2 separate regions of the Mus musculus genome follow, and region 2 is linked to region 1. Evidence: chromatin contacts called from ENCODE POLR2A ChIA-PET data. All regions are on one chromosome and are shown on one strand. Each heading gives the region's core, a stretch centred on a gene start or an enhancer-like site at or near the end of the contact. The rest is flanking DNA. Distances are from core to core; before and after follow the strand shown.

Evidence for each region. ChIA-PET counts read pairs that join two places held with the same protein, here RNA polymerase II (POLR2A).
Region 2: POLR2A ChIA-PET joins it to region 1 with 10 read pairs in Patski. The contact joins the promoter of Bclaf1 here to the promoter of Rpl32l in region 1. POLR2A ChIA-PET finds 5 or more read pairs at or near these places in 2 of 5 experiments (Patski and embryonic stem cell).

Annotation. Positions count from the first base shown.
Region 1 is chr10:20,205,757-20,212,058 of GRCm38, forward strand. Rpl32l (ribosomal protein L32-like) reads left to right here and starts at 2,683. Exons shown (of 1, transcript NM_001101561.2): 1 at 2,683-3,274. The coding sequence starts at 2,734. The coding sequence ends at 3,135. All of the region lies in intron 1 of Map7 (microtubule-associated protein 7), which reads left to right.
Region 2 is chr10:20,308,086-20,315,048 of GRCm38, forward strand. Bclaf1 (BCL2-associated transcription factor 1) reads left to right here and starts at 4,384. Exons shown (of 13, transcript NM_001025392.1): 1 at 4,384-4,519.

The DNA of each region.
Region 1 (6,302 bases), core at 1,433-3,932:
AAAAAGACTCAACAGTGTCTCGGCCCACGGAGGACCACATGCAGTTAAACGTTAGCTGAAGGAAAGTTTGCTACATAATTGTTGATTTCTTACTGCTCCTAATATTCCCTCTGGACCAGATGGTGGAGGTGGAGATGATGGCATTTCTCCGCAGAGTAGCACATTTGCAGGATTAAGAAGGCATTTGTCTTACCTCCTTGTCCCTCCCTCCTTCCCTCCCTCCCTCCTTCCCTCCCTCCCTCCCTCCCTCCCTTCCTTCCTTCTTTCCTTCCTTCCATCCATCCATCTGTCAATTTCAGAAACACAACCTGCATTTCTCTCTCATCTTTTCCTACTGGAATGCTCTCCTTTCTTCTCTAGTAGACATTCACCAAGTTTTAAGATAAGGAAGGAGTTGTTTGCTTTTAAGTATATTTAATGAGTATCATTTATATTTTACTATAAAACACTTGCTATGAGAAAGACATGAATTTTATGTAATATCAATCTCTAGTAACTACTAGGAGATGACTCATAGTCTAAATAATTGTTATTTATATTTTATGGTTAAAAGTACAGAATTGGGACAGCATATTTGAAGTGACTTTGAGCTTTGATTTTGAGTTTGCCTTTTAGCTCTGACTTTACTAATTTTGAGATGAGTTATTTACTAATTATCAGTCAAAATGAGAGAAAAATGTGTATTGTCAGTGTACAGTGTTGTACAATGGGGGCATCTCAGATTTTAGGCTTCAACATACATCAAAGAAAAGCAAAATTCCTCCTATATGATTTGCTCGCTTAACTAATTTCCAGATTCTTTCTGCCCTTGAGCATATTTTTATAGACAAGCTCTCTACACACAAGTGTTATTTGAGGGGGGGGGGGGTGGGCCAGAGTAGAACACTTGTCTACTGTGTTCACCATCCTGAGTTTGACCTTTATAGCACTGATAAACAAAACAGTGTAAAGCAGATTCGCATGGGGTTTTCATGTCTTAGGATAAAACATAATGATGAATGCGCAGCCAGTTTTGTATTTCGATATGATACGATAAGTTTGCCAACATCATGTGAACTACGCATTACTGGGCACAGAAATGGGACAAATCAACAGTTAAATTTCAGATTTAAAAAGGTTGGGGCTAAGCCAGAGAGTTCTTAATATCCTAGATTAATTTTTAAATGATACTGAATTTTGGTCCTATTGTTTTCTTTCCGTCTCTTGGGTTTTGGATATTACAAAGACCTCGTAGAAGCAGAAAACATGAAAGCTTTGTTTCCATTGACTCCAGCTTCAGTTTGAAGCTATAAGCTTAGAGGAGAGATGAGCAGGTGTAGCTATGTATGTCCTCCGCCCACACGGCAGCCCAGCAGCTCAGCCATGGAGTACACACAGGTGGGAGACGCCTGCTTCCGTTGGACCAGCCCTGGACAGGGATGGTCAGGGATGAGTGAGGCAAGAAGCGAACAGCCCCTCTGCCCCTGCTGCCCTGTGAGCCACCTTAGCCCATACTACTTCCCAGCAGCTTGGTACTCACTTAAGTCTTCAGCGAGTAGTCACTGAGTCTGGAGTCTTTAGAATAGAGTCTGAAAGGCTTTCAGTAAATTAGTGATCTGTTCTCAGCCTCCAAAAGGATGGGATTGAAGTCTGAGCTGAATGATTTTAGATTCGGTGGGTTGATATTTTTGCTGTTTATTTGCTTGTTTTTGAAAAAGCAGCCATCAGTAAAATTTGTCAAAGCATCATTATTCCCTGACTTGTATCTTCCAAGACTCAAAGTATGCTAGGTTAAATGTAATTTAACTAGCTTCTCCTAAACAAAAAAATATAAAAACTGAAAGGAAGTAATAGCTGGGAGGGGTGAATGAGGTCAGAAATTAAAAATTTTTTCCTAGGAACTGTGTGTTGCTCCTGAACCCCCCCCCCCCCGCCACAACTGTCCAATCACAGCTGCTGGAGCTGAACCTACATCTCTGTGTGTGTTCTAGAAATGAGATTGCCTAAAAGGAAAGGGACAGAGACTTAAATCAGCAGAGAGAATAACAAGGCAGTGGCACGTGTTGTCACATAAACTAAAGGTGTGTGACATGTTTTGTTCCAAGACTTAATTTACAATTACCTTCTAAGATGCAAATCATACACTCAGTTAAGCCCACTAAAATATTCTAATGGCATTTTACTGAGTTGGTATCTAGTAGTTATTCTCTCACATGAAATTGTCCCTCCAAGTCTCAGGCCCTAGTGTGATAAGAACTTGACTCTGTACTTTGTGTCGCATATCAGAGCATCGTGAAACATGAAGGTTTTACTGAGCTGTAAACTGACAGGTCTATCAGCCCTTTAGATTCTCAACATTCATGAATAACTAGCACATGACTACTCAGTATGAGTGAGTTGTGCTTTTTTTTTAATCAAAAGACAGTTTGCTTAGTGAAATCTAAAATGTTTCATCATGTATTAGAGCAGTGCGTGTGTATAAATAAATTCCATAATACAAATAATTAGGTTTGTTGATTTATATCTTACTTCAAAAGATCCACAGGGATTCATAAAATCAGGATTCTTAATGAGAAATTGCTTTTCTTCAGTCCTATTCAGTTTTAAAGGGTGATTCCACAAACCATTTCTGCACTGTAACCTGTTAGGTTATGCAAGAAGGTTTTTAATGTCTTCAAAAACATAATAAAATAAAATGACCAGCTTCTTCCTTGGTGCTGCCTACGAGGTGGCTGCCATCTGTTTTGCGGCATCATGGCTGCCCTCCGGCCTCTGGTGAAGCCCAAGATCGTCAAAAAGAGGACCAAGAAGTTCATCAGACACCAGTCAGACCGATATGTGAAAATTAAGCGAAACTGGCGGAAACCCAGAGGCATCGACCACAGGGTGCGGAGAAGGGGCCAGATCCTGATGCCCAACATCGGTTACGGGAGCAACAAGAAAACCAAGCACACGCTGCCCAGCAGCTTCCGCAAGTTCCTGGTCCACAATGTCAAGGAGCTAGAGGTGCTGCTGATGTGCAACAGATCTTACTGTGCTGAGATTGCTCACAAGGTGACCTCTAAGAACCGAAAAGCCATTGTAGAAAGAGCAGCACAGCTGGCCATCAGAGTCACCAATCCCAACGCCAGGCTACGCAGCGAAGAAAATGAATAGACGGCTTATGTGCATGTTTTATGTTTGAGTAAAATCACAAAACCTGAAAAAAAAAATAAAATAAAATGACCAAAGAGCAAGTAATATGACAAATAGCCAAAAAGGTGAAAGTTAATATTTAATCTTTCTGCTTACTTGATTTTATCTAACATTAACAATGAAGGGTTTCATGATTTTCTGTAACAGCCCATATAAGGTTAAAGATTAACATTTTTATGTAGCATCTTAAGATGTTTTAAGGCTAGGGTCTAGCACATGTTTCTCATGTAGGAAGCCCTGGCTTTGATTCCTGAAACCAATAAGAAGGCTTCTTGCTTTGAGTCGTTTGGTTTTGTAGTTTTTTTCTGATAATCAAAATTCCCAACTTAAGCTGGAAACAATATGCTCAGGAGATCAGGGTCATCCATAGCAACATTCAACGCCAGCCTAGGTTACGTGAAACCTTGCTACCCAAACCCAAGGAAAAGTGTGATGTCAGTCAGAGTCATTAGAAAAAGCCTAGCAAATACTCCATCCAGAGACGTTAGCTACATTTCAATGAAATGACGTCACTGAGAACTAAAAAGTGTTTATGTACTTGCAGTTTTCTATGTGTGGGAGTTCTTCCTTAACAAGTGTGGAGCTAGGAGTCTTGAGAATTCTTCATAGATTCATAAAGAGATATATTAAGTATGTTTAGAGGTATACGATGGTTATTAATGGCTGGACAGTGGTGGCCCATGCCTTTAATCCCAGCACTTGGGAGGCAGAGCCAGGCAGATCTCTGAGTTTGATGCCAGCCTGATCTACAAAGTGAGTTCCAGGAGAGCCAGGGCTACACAGTGAAGTCCTGTCTTGGGTTGGTGTGGGGGTCAGATGAGTGTTAATGACCAGATGGGGCCCGTGTCCTTGAGCAGTTCTCAGTCATGTGAACATAGTATTTTGAACTTTTCATATGTATGGATATTGCTTTTCTGTCTACAGTTTACAACACCTGAGCTGATCCAAGGCCTCTAGGAGAGATCCAAAGCCACACCTTGGGTGTGAAATCAAATATTGTGTTCTAGGATTGTGTTCCTCATTATATTAAATGTGCTTCCGGTTTATAGCAGTTAACCCTTTTAAATTTAAATCCCCAAACAGATCTGGGGTGTGGCAGCTGTCATGATATCTACTCAGCAATTTCATAGCCAATAGCAATAGATGACCTAAATTCTCCCATGAGAGTGGGTGAGGCCAGGTTCGACATGTTACAACCAAGCAGGTTGTAAACTTGCTTCTTCTGGAGAGTAAGGGCAGCACAGAAGGTCTGATCTACCAGGAATTGGACAGTCTTTCCAAATGACAGACAGCGGGCAGTGAGGCAGGTGCTGTGCCTGCAGTCCCAGTGCGAGGCTGTACAGAGCAGCAGGGAGATCATAAGTCTGAGGCCAGGTGTGCTTTTTAGCAAGATCCTGTCCCAAAACCAGAACAAGACTGCCCACAGCCACAAGGGTAGTTTTGCCTTTTGTAGTCTGAGTGAGTTTTAGGTATGAAATGAAGGAACTGAATCTATTAAGATGCAAAGGTGAATTTATTTTTCAGTTGTCTTTTTAAAACAACACTACTTCTCAGATTTATTTTAGGTTATGAAAATATACGAGCCGGGCATGGTGGCGCATACCTTTAATCCCAGCACTCAGGAGGCAGAGGCAGGCGGATTTCTGAGTTCGAGGCCAGCCTGGTCTACAAAGTGAGTTCCAGGACAGCCAGGGCTACACAGAGAAACCCTGTCTCGAAAAACCAAAAAAAAAAAAAAAAAAAAAGTTAGTAATACATAACTCTTTACAGAAACATATAAGAAACATTGCCCACAATCCTGTCACCACAATGCAGAGCCTTCATGTATTCACTTCAGTATCCATGTGCATAACTGTAATTGAGTTACAAGCCACAGTACTGCCTCTGAGTGCTTTAATGTTGCTGGTCATATTTTAATCCATGGAGGGATATTTCCCCATTGGCTATTGTTATTTTGGGGTGTTTGTTTGTTTGTTCTAACAGACCATCAGTGTCAGTAATGCAGTGTGTTAGCTCTCTGCACCGTGTTGAGCAGCAGTAGGTCCCTGCTGATGGATTCACTCTTCCTTCCCTGCCTTGCCCTGGTCCCCAGCAGCAGGCCTTCCCTGCGTCTGTGAGTTTGGTGTGTGCATCAAACTGCATCTTGTCCTGTGACTCAAACACTTCTCGTAGGAGAATCCCTGCCAAGCTTCCTTCTACAGGATTGTTATTGTGTGCATGTGCCTGTGCGTGCGTGCGTGCGTGCGTGCATGCGTGTGTGTGTGTGTGTGTGTGTGTGTGCGTGTGCGTGCGCGCGTGTGTGTGTGTGTGTGTGTGTGTACCATCTTTCCTCTGTCCATTCAGCACTAAATGGATATTTCAGGCGTACCCTTGTGTGTGTGGTGAAAATGTGAGCAAGGGGTGCTCTGAGGTCCTGATTCCCACTTCTCTGAACCATAATTTTGGCTCTAGCATTTGTTGGTTGCTTGGGTTTTGTTGTTGTTAGTTTAGTTTGGTTTGGTTTGGGTTTGTTTTTTTGTCTTTTTCAATTTTTCCCACCAGTAGTAGTAAACGAGGGTTCTAGTTTTTCTCCATCTCTATCAACATTTGTGATGTTTTAATTTAAAAGTCCTGAGTATGAAATGCTATCCCACCATGATTTTAATGCATCTCCACGTTGCTTGGAGGAATTAGTCACTTCATAGATGCGTGACCATTCGTATTTGCAGGGTTATGCATGCGAGGATGCAGCCCATTACAGGTCAGAGTACATCTGAAAGAAGTTACATCTGCACGGAACATACACACAATGTCTTTTTTTTTCATTAACTCCACATAGGGACCAGGCCTCCAACATTTGAACCCTTAGAATGTCTCCACACAGACCAGTTATTTTTGCATTTGTTTGTGTGTTTGAGACAAGGGTTCACACTGTAGCCCAGGCTAGACTACAACTCCCAGTACCACTCCTGCCTGAACCACTATGCCTACCTTGCACCAAATTTCTTATCCCTAATTCTTTGTTTGTTTGTTTGTTTGTTTTTCAAGACAGGGTTTCTCTGTATAGCCCTGGCTGTCCTGGAACTCACTTTGTACACTAGGCTGGCCTCGAACTCAGAAATCCGCCTGCCTCTGCCTCACAAGTGCTG
Region 2 (6,963 bases), core at 3,134-5,633, 100 kb after region 1:
GTTGAGAAATGGCTTGCACATTATTCTAGATTTTTGGTTTGTTTGTTTGGTTGGTTTTTCAAGACAGGATTTCTCTGTGTAGCCCTGGCTGTCCTGGAACTTGCTCTGTAGACTAGGCTGGCCTTGAACTCACAGAGATTGCCCCTGCCTCTTGAGTGCTGGAACTAAAGACATGTGTCACTACCACCTGACTATGTATGTCTTTTACATTCAGTAATTTTCATTTTTAACTATTTTCAAGGTGTAGAATGAGTTCATAATTTTCTGATTATTCTATGTTAAGATGATTTTTTTTCCCACTTTTATATTTACTCCCATGGTTCACGGAGTTTTTCTTTGCTTGCTTTTAGTCTCTTATTTCTTCTTTAAGTAATACTTACCAAGGGATTATGAATTAATTGGGAAGGTCTCTACATTTTAATTTGTCTTAAGGGGCTGGAGAGATGGCTCTGAGCCTGAGAGATGGCTAAGAGCACTGACTGCTCTTCCAGAGGTCCTGAGTTCAAATCCCAGCAACCACATGGTGGCTCACAACCATCCGTAACGAGATCTGGCGCCCTCTTCTGGAGTGTCTGGAGACAGCTACAGTGTACTTACATATAATAAATAATTTTTTTAAAAAAAGAAAATTTGTCTTAAATCAAGAAAACCATAAGTTGAAGCGAACTCATGGTTTGTTTGTATCCCTGGCTAACCTACTACTATTTGCTATTTAGGTCAGGCGGGCTTTGAGGTCATGGGAATACCCCTGCCTCATCCTCTTGAGAACTGAGATTATAGGAATGTACCACCATGCAGAGAGATGTTTGTTGTAAGAATAAAACATGCTGGCCTGAAACCTTACCATACACTTTGATTTCACATGCATCCTTCTGCAACTTCATGTGTTTCCCACCACCGTGACCTAGATCTGGTGGCTGGTTTTCCCTTCCCAGAATTAAGTAGTTGTCATGGGTGGTTTGTGTAAACTTTATACTACCTTCTACCAGCTAGTTCTTGCTTCCTTAGCCAGTTGCACTTAATCAGGCACCACTGCCTTTCTCCCACCCTTTGTCCTGGGAGTTACACTCATCCCTGCAAGCTACATTTTGAGTTTCAAAAGCAGAAATGCTTTGTTCTGTTTTCTAACCCTCTTGAGGTGACTAGTCTTGGTTGTCAATTGACTACATCTGGACTTAAATTTAAGGCTGGAGGGCACAGCACTGAGGGCTGAGGGATTGCTTAGGCTGAAGTAGGAAGATCCACTTTTTTTTTTTTTTTTTGGTTTTTTTTTCAAGACAGGGTTTCTCTGTATAGCCCTGGCTGTCCTGGAGCTCACTTTGTAGACCAGGCTGGCCTTGAACTCAGAAATCTGCCTGCCTCTGCCTCTGCCTCCCAAGTGCTGGGATTAAAGGCATGTGCCACCACACCCGGCGGAAGATCCACTTCTAACCCGAATCTTGAGGTAGGAATACACGTGCCTTTAAATTGGGCCATACCTTTTGCTGGGAGCCTTAATAAGGACTTGGAAGAGGGAACCTTTTGCTCTTTGCCAGCTTTCTTTTGCTTTGCTGGCAAGCCCATTCCTTCCCTGGCATTAGAGCCCACTTCTTAGGGATTCCAGCATTTACTGAAGATATCCAGCCTCGTGGACTGATCAACTTCTAGATTCTGGGACTTTCTGTTCATAGCCAGTCATTGCTGAACTAGGTGGACCACAGCCTGTAAGCCATTCTAACACACACACACATACACACACAAACACACATTCATTTAATAAGTTCTGCTACTCTAGAACCTAAATCACTTCTAACACACAGATATCAGGTTTCAGCAAATCACCGGTTCTCCAGTGTTTATGCTAACCCCTAGAGATTTTGTCTCTAAGTGTGTGGAGAGACTGACACAGGCACATTTCTGTGCTGGGGAGTGAATCTAGGGCCTAGCACATGTTAGGCATGTGCTCTGCCACTGAGTCATATTCCTAGCCTGGTGACCTTATAAAATAATAGGATTATTCTCATAAGGTCAATCTTGAGGTGTATCATATTCTAAGAGAAATTATTAGGGTTTGTTAATATCAATGGTCACTTCATGGACTAGGCTGAAAAATTTTTGAGACAGGGTCTCATGGAACTCAGGTTATCTACAAACTTGTGTAGCTGATGTGCAGACACTTAAAAACAAAAATCCACTAACTTATAGGTCATAAAACATTACTGCAGCATTCATTTGTGTATTAGTAAGGTTGGCAACTTTACAATCTATATTTCTTCTTGGAAAATTTTCTATTTTTAGGAAATGTCCAACTTTCCATTTGGATCTTTCCACGTATGACAATTTATGGTGGCATTTCAGGTTTTGAAAAATCAAATAAAATGAATATCTATTAAACAAGAACCTTGAAGCTTGGTTTAAAAAACATCACATATAAAATAAATCTAGTTCATCTTTTATTTCTTTAAGAAATTATTCACATACATTTGCCTAAGTGTATGGAGTGGTTATATGCTACAACTCCCTGTAGACAGGGTCAGAGGACAACCTTTAGGAATCTGTTCTGTCCTTCTGCTGTGAAGTTTTCAACAGGGAAGACTGCTTGGACATGGTTTTAAGGCAATGGAAAGTATATTAGCTGTCTGAGTGTTCCAGATCCGAGTGTGTAGTCCTTGGCTTTATCAGGGTGAGAGGCACAAAAACCGTGTTCTGGGTTGACAGACTTCATTTAAGAAAAGCAGTTAACTAGATGTGGACTACAGATGCCCAAACACAAGCTTCTTCGCACACATACACTTCCCCAGAGCTATAGACCTCGATGAATTAGGTCTTTGTTTCCTTTTGGCAGATAGGACTGCCTACATGCTGAGTTTTACAGCCTGAATAGTACTTCTGCCATGGAGGGAGTTGTCTTGGGCCCTACTACACTTCTACCATAAAGGTCCCAGGGATTGAACTCAGGTTGTATTGGGCTTGGGAGCGGTTCCTTGACCGTCTGAGCTCCTTACAGAGGCTCAACCTGTTTGTTAGACATCCACTTATTTATTTGTTCCCATGTCTTCCTTCTTTGGTAACACATTGATTTATTTGAGGTCAAAGTTAGGTTAGGAAGGTGTACTTCTGTGGCTGAACAATTGTGTAGCGCGTACCAGGCAGGTTCTGCGGGTTCAGTGCCCAGCACAGGGGATCTAATGAGCGAAAAATTATATTGCCTTAGATGAAAAGATAACTTTCCAACATATACTAGAATTGCACAGGACTTAATAGCTTCAAAGTGATTAGATTTTGGTATTTTGAATAGATTAAGAGCTATTGGCCCCTGCTGTCTCATTAATATAAAATAGCACAGTTGTGCTGTCTTTGTGCTTCATGTAAATACAGCTCACCTACTTGACAAGTATTTTCTGAGCTCCTACTTTATGCTTTAGACCTATCAGGGTCCCGCATATAGCGCAGATCATAGCTTCCACCATGGTAGTGGGAGCTGGGTGCGGAGCAATTGCCCAATTAAAATACAATCAAAATCAGGATTCATTGGTCAGTCAGGTACTTCCTCCACTGTGGAGTGGATTGTGAGGACAGGCTGCCCTGAACAAGGTTAAAGATCAGAATCAAACTCTAATGCTGAACTTAACTGACAGGCTGCCAATTACAGCTTTGAAATCCTTCAAGGAATTTAACGTTGTCCTAAAATATCACACCGTAATAACGGCTTTAGTCCCTTGAGTGGTCCTGCTTTGGTAAGAACAGCAGGTAAATATGTCTGCAACTTGCTTCAATTCAATCCTGGCTTCTTCGTTTATAATCTGATTCTGGCAGATCCAGTTAGGGCGTGAGGTTTCCGGATCCGTACAAAACTCTGAGAAAGCCTCAGGGGCCAGGCTCCGGCGCCCGGGAAGTTAAGAGCCATTCCGTGACGCAGTCGCCCAGCCGATCCAAGTCTCACGATCGGCCCGGGAGGGGGCGGGGGGCGAGTTCACCCGAAGCCACTCGGCAGAGACTGCCTTGTAACTGTCATGTTAGGCGTCCGAGGGACGGCGCTTCCGGGCAGACGCAGCCCTGCGTCGTCGGTTTTCCGGCCTTTTCCTCAGTGAGAGAGCTTCTGGCGTGCTCTGGGTCGCCGCCTCAGAAGGAGCCAGGCTCGCTAACAGCGGCTCGGAAGTCAGGGGACATCAGTCTCGACTGTTCTTCGAACAAAGCCGAGCCGCCTGCGGAGAAGCCAGCCAGCCCTTCAGGGCCCGCCCCACCCTTGTCCCACCCCCTGTCGGCTACACCTCGCGAGACCGGGCAACGAGACTTCCCAGAAAGCCTTGGGCTACACTCAACCGCGGTTCGCCAGTCGCGCCTGGGCGGGACGGTGGGAGGGGCCTGCCTAGCGATTTAGCGGCCTGGAAGGCCACGCCCCAAGTCGGAAGTGACGGAGCCGAGCTAGCGCGACGAGGCCGCCTCTATGGTCTTCCTCTCCTTCTGGAGTCGGGAAATGGCCGCTGTGTAGTTAGCACGGAGGTAAACCCTGCACGCACATCGTGCTTCGGCGTGTCAGGTAGGCCTCGCGCCGCATTCGAGTCACTCAAAGGAGAAAGCCGAGGCGACAGGGCGGTTGGGTATCGACAACTCTGACGCGTGGTGACGGGTCGGCGGCGGGAACGGGGACCCCGAGCCGTTACTCGTGCGTTTTCCTCCTCGCTCCCTCGGGTCTGGAAGGCGCCGCGGGCCGCCGGGGTGGGGGGATGGGGGAGCTGCGCCACCAGCGGGCCGGGCTGCGAACCTGGCTCGGGGCCGGAGCCCGGGAGGCCTCGGCGTGCGCGTGCGCAAACCGCTCGCCGACCCTTCCCCCACGGCCTCGGCTGGGACTCCTGCGCGCGCCCGGCCCAGGGCTCTGCGCACGCGTGCTTTTTTCCCCTTTCTTCCCTGCCCATGGCAACGCCGCCGCGTGTGTTAGTTTCCGAGCCTTGCTTGTTGTTGGCCTTGGGGGAGGCGTCTTCCTTCCTGGTCCTAGCCTTTGGGACTCGGAGGAGATAACGGCGAGCTGCGACAAAGTTAAGCAACGGAATCAGCCACGTCGTGCGTGGCGGTTAAGCCGCCTCCCTCGCCTCTATGGGGTACATATGTCGGTTTAGGCCAGGCTTAATCAGATGAAGGCTTTCGATCTGTTTGTAGCAGACACCTGGGTGTTGGCGCCAAAGTTTTTCGTTTTGGCTCCCTACCAACTCACTGTTGTAGCCGATCAGTAGGTGCGTAGTTCCAGTTTCTAGCGGGATGCGACTAAGAGAGGGGCCCTTTCTCAGTAATCCAAGCGCTGACATACCTTTTTTTTTTTTTTTTTTTCTTGTTTTTCCAGACAGGGTTTCTCTGTGTAGCCCTGGCTGTCCTGGAACTCACTCTGTAGACCAGGCTGGCCTCGAACAGAAATCCGCCTGCCTCTGCCTCCCAAGTGTTGGGATTAAAGGCGTGCGCCACCACCGCCCCGGCTACCTTTTTTGGTAAGAGTTAGCACACTTTAGAAATTGAGGATATTGGCAGCGGTGATTGGGGGGATAAATGGGTGAAGGAAGAAGGTTATAGTTCTGTCACTCAGTGCTGGCCTTGAACTCCCAGTTAATCTCCTGCCTTAGCTTCGGGAGTGGTGGGATAATAGTATTTTTTTTTCGTCACTTCTTCGTCACCCCAGCTGAGTTTTAAGATTTGTTTTCTTGGTCTGGGGAGTGACCAGAATATTGGATTTCTGTACCCTAGACGATCTTCTTGGGTCCAAGTGGCTTCGAACTACGGGTTCTCCATGTATATATGTGTTTGGGTTATAGATGTGCAAATTCATACCCAACATATTTTAAGTTTATCTAGTTAAAGTGAGGACCTGTACTTTCTACCTTTAAATTTAAAGTTTTCTATTAGAATTGAAAAGGAGAAAAATTGAAAGGGAAAAAAAACCTGTTAGTCACTTCAGACTCACATCCTGTTGGTACAGCATATATATTTTTGTATTAAAAGGGAATCGTAGAACAAAATGTCTTGTCCTCACTATGAGCTTGTATTCTAGATTAGCCCTAACTGGGATAGTTGGTACTGTTACGCAATAAAGGACCTTTAAAGACTTACCAGTTTGCATTTTTTGTGTGATTCTAACCAAATTCAGGGTAGTGTGCTGGGAAGGATGTCTCTAAAGTCGTTTTTAGTAAACAGCTGAGATTTCCAGTGTTGGAATAACAGGCTCCAGCCACCATACATACCCAGTGTATGTGGTGCTGAGAATCAAACCCGGGGCTTTGTGTGTGCTGAAAAGCTCTGTCAGCTAAGCATATCCCCTGTCCTAGAGTTGACTTTTGTCTTAGAAAGCAGAAGTTAATTTTAGGACTTGAAAGCCGATCTGGAAAAAGCACTGCTTTTTAGGCTAGTATCTAGTTGAATTTATTGAAAAACTTATTGTGGGGAGCAAGCAAACTAAGCTGCATTAGATTATCTGTGATGTAAAATAAGTGGAGAAAGCTTTTTCCAGTTGTTTATATAGATCTTTTGATTGGTAATTCCCAGGAACTGTATTTGAAATCATTGATGGAATACTATCCACTATCTGAAATCTGCTGTGTAATTTTTATGATTGGTTAATGAGAGAATCTAGAAGACCAGTATATCTCTGGGTAGCAATTGTACTGGTTAATAAGAGAATCTAGAAGATCATTGTATCTCTGAGTAGTAATTGTAAGTGGTTGTGGTTGGAGGATATGGGTTTGTGTGTTGCTGGTTCTAGCTTCTTAAACAATCTTAAAAACACTGAGTATTTGAGTTATAGGCATTTAATATTTTTGATTCAACATTGAAAATAAGTCTGTGAACTTTATAAGTAATAATATTGATCTTACTTAATGTCTTAGGACTTTTTTTTATAGATTTATTTATTTATTATTCAGATGCACCAGAAGAGGGCGCCAGGTCTCATTAAGGATGGCTGTGAGCCACCATGTGGTTGCTGGGAATTGAACTCAGGAT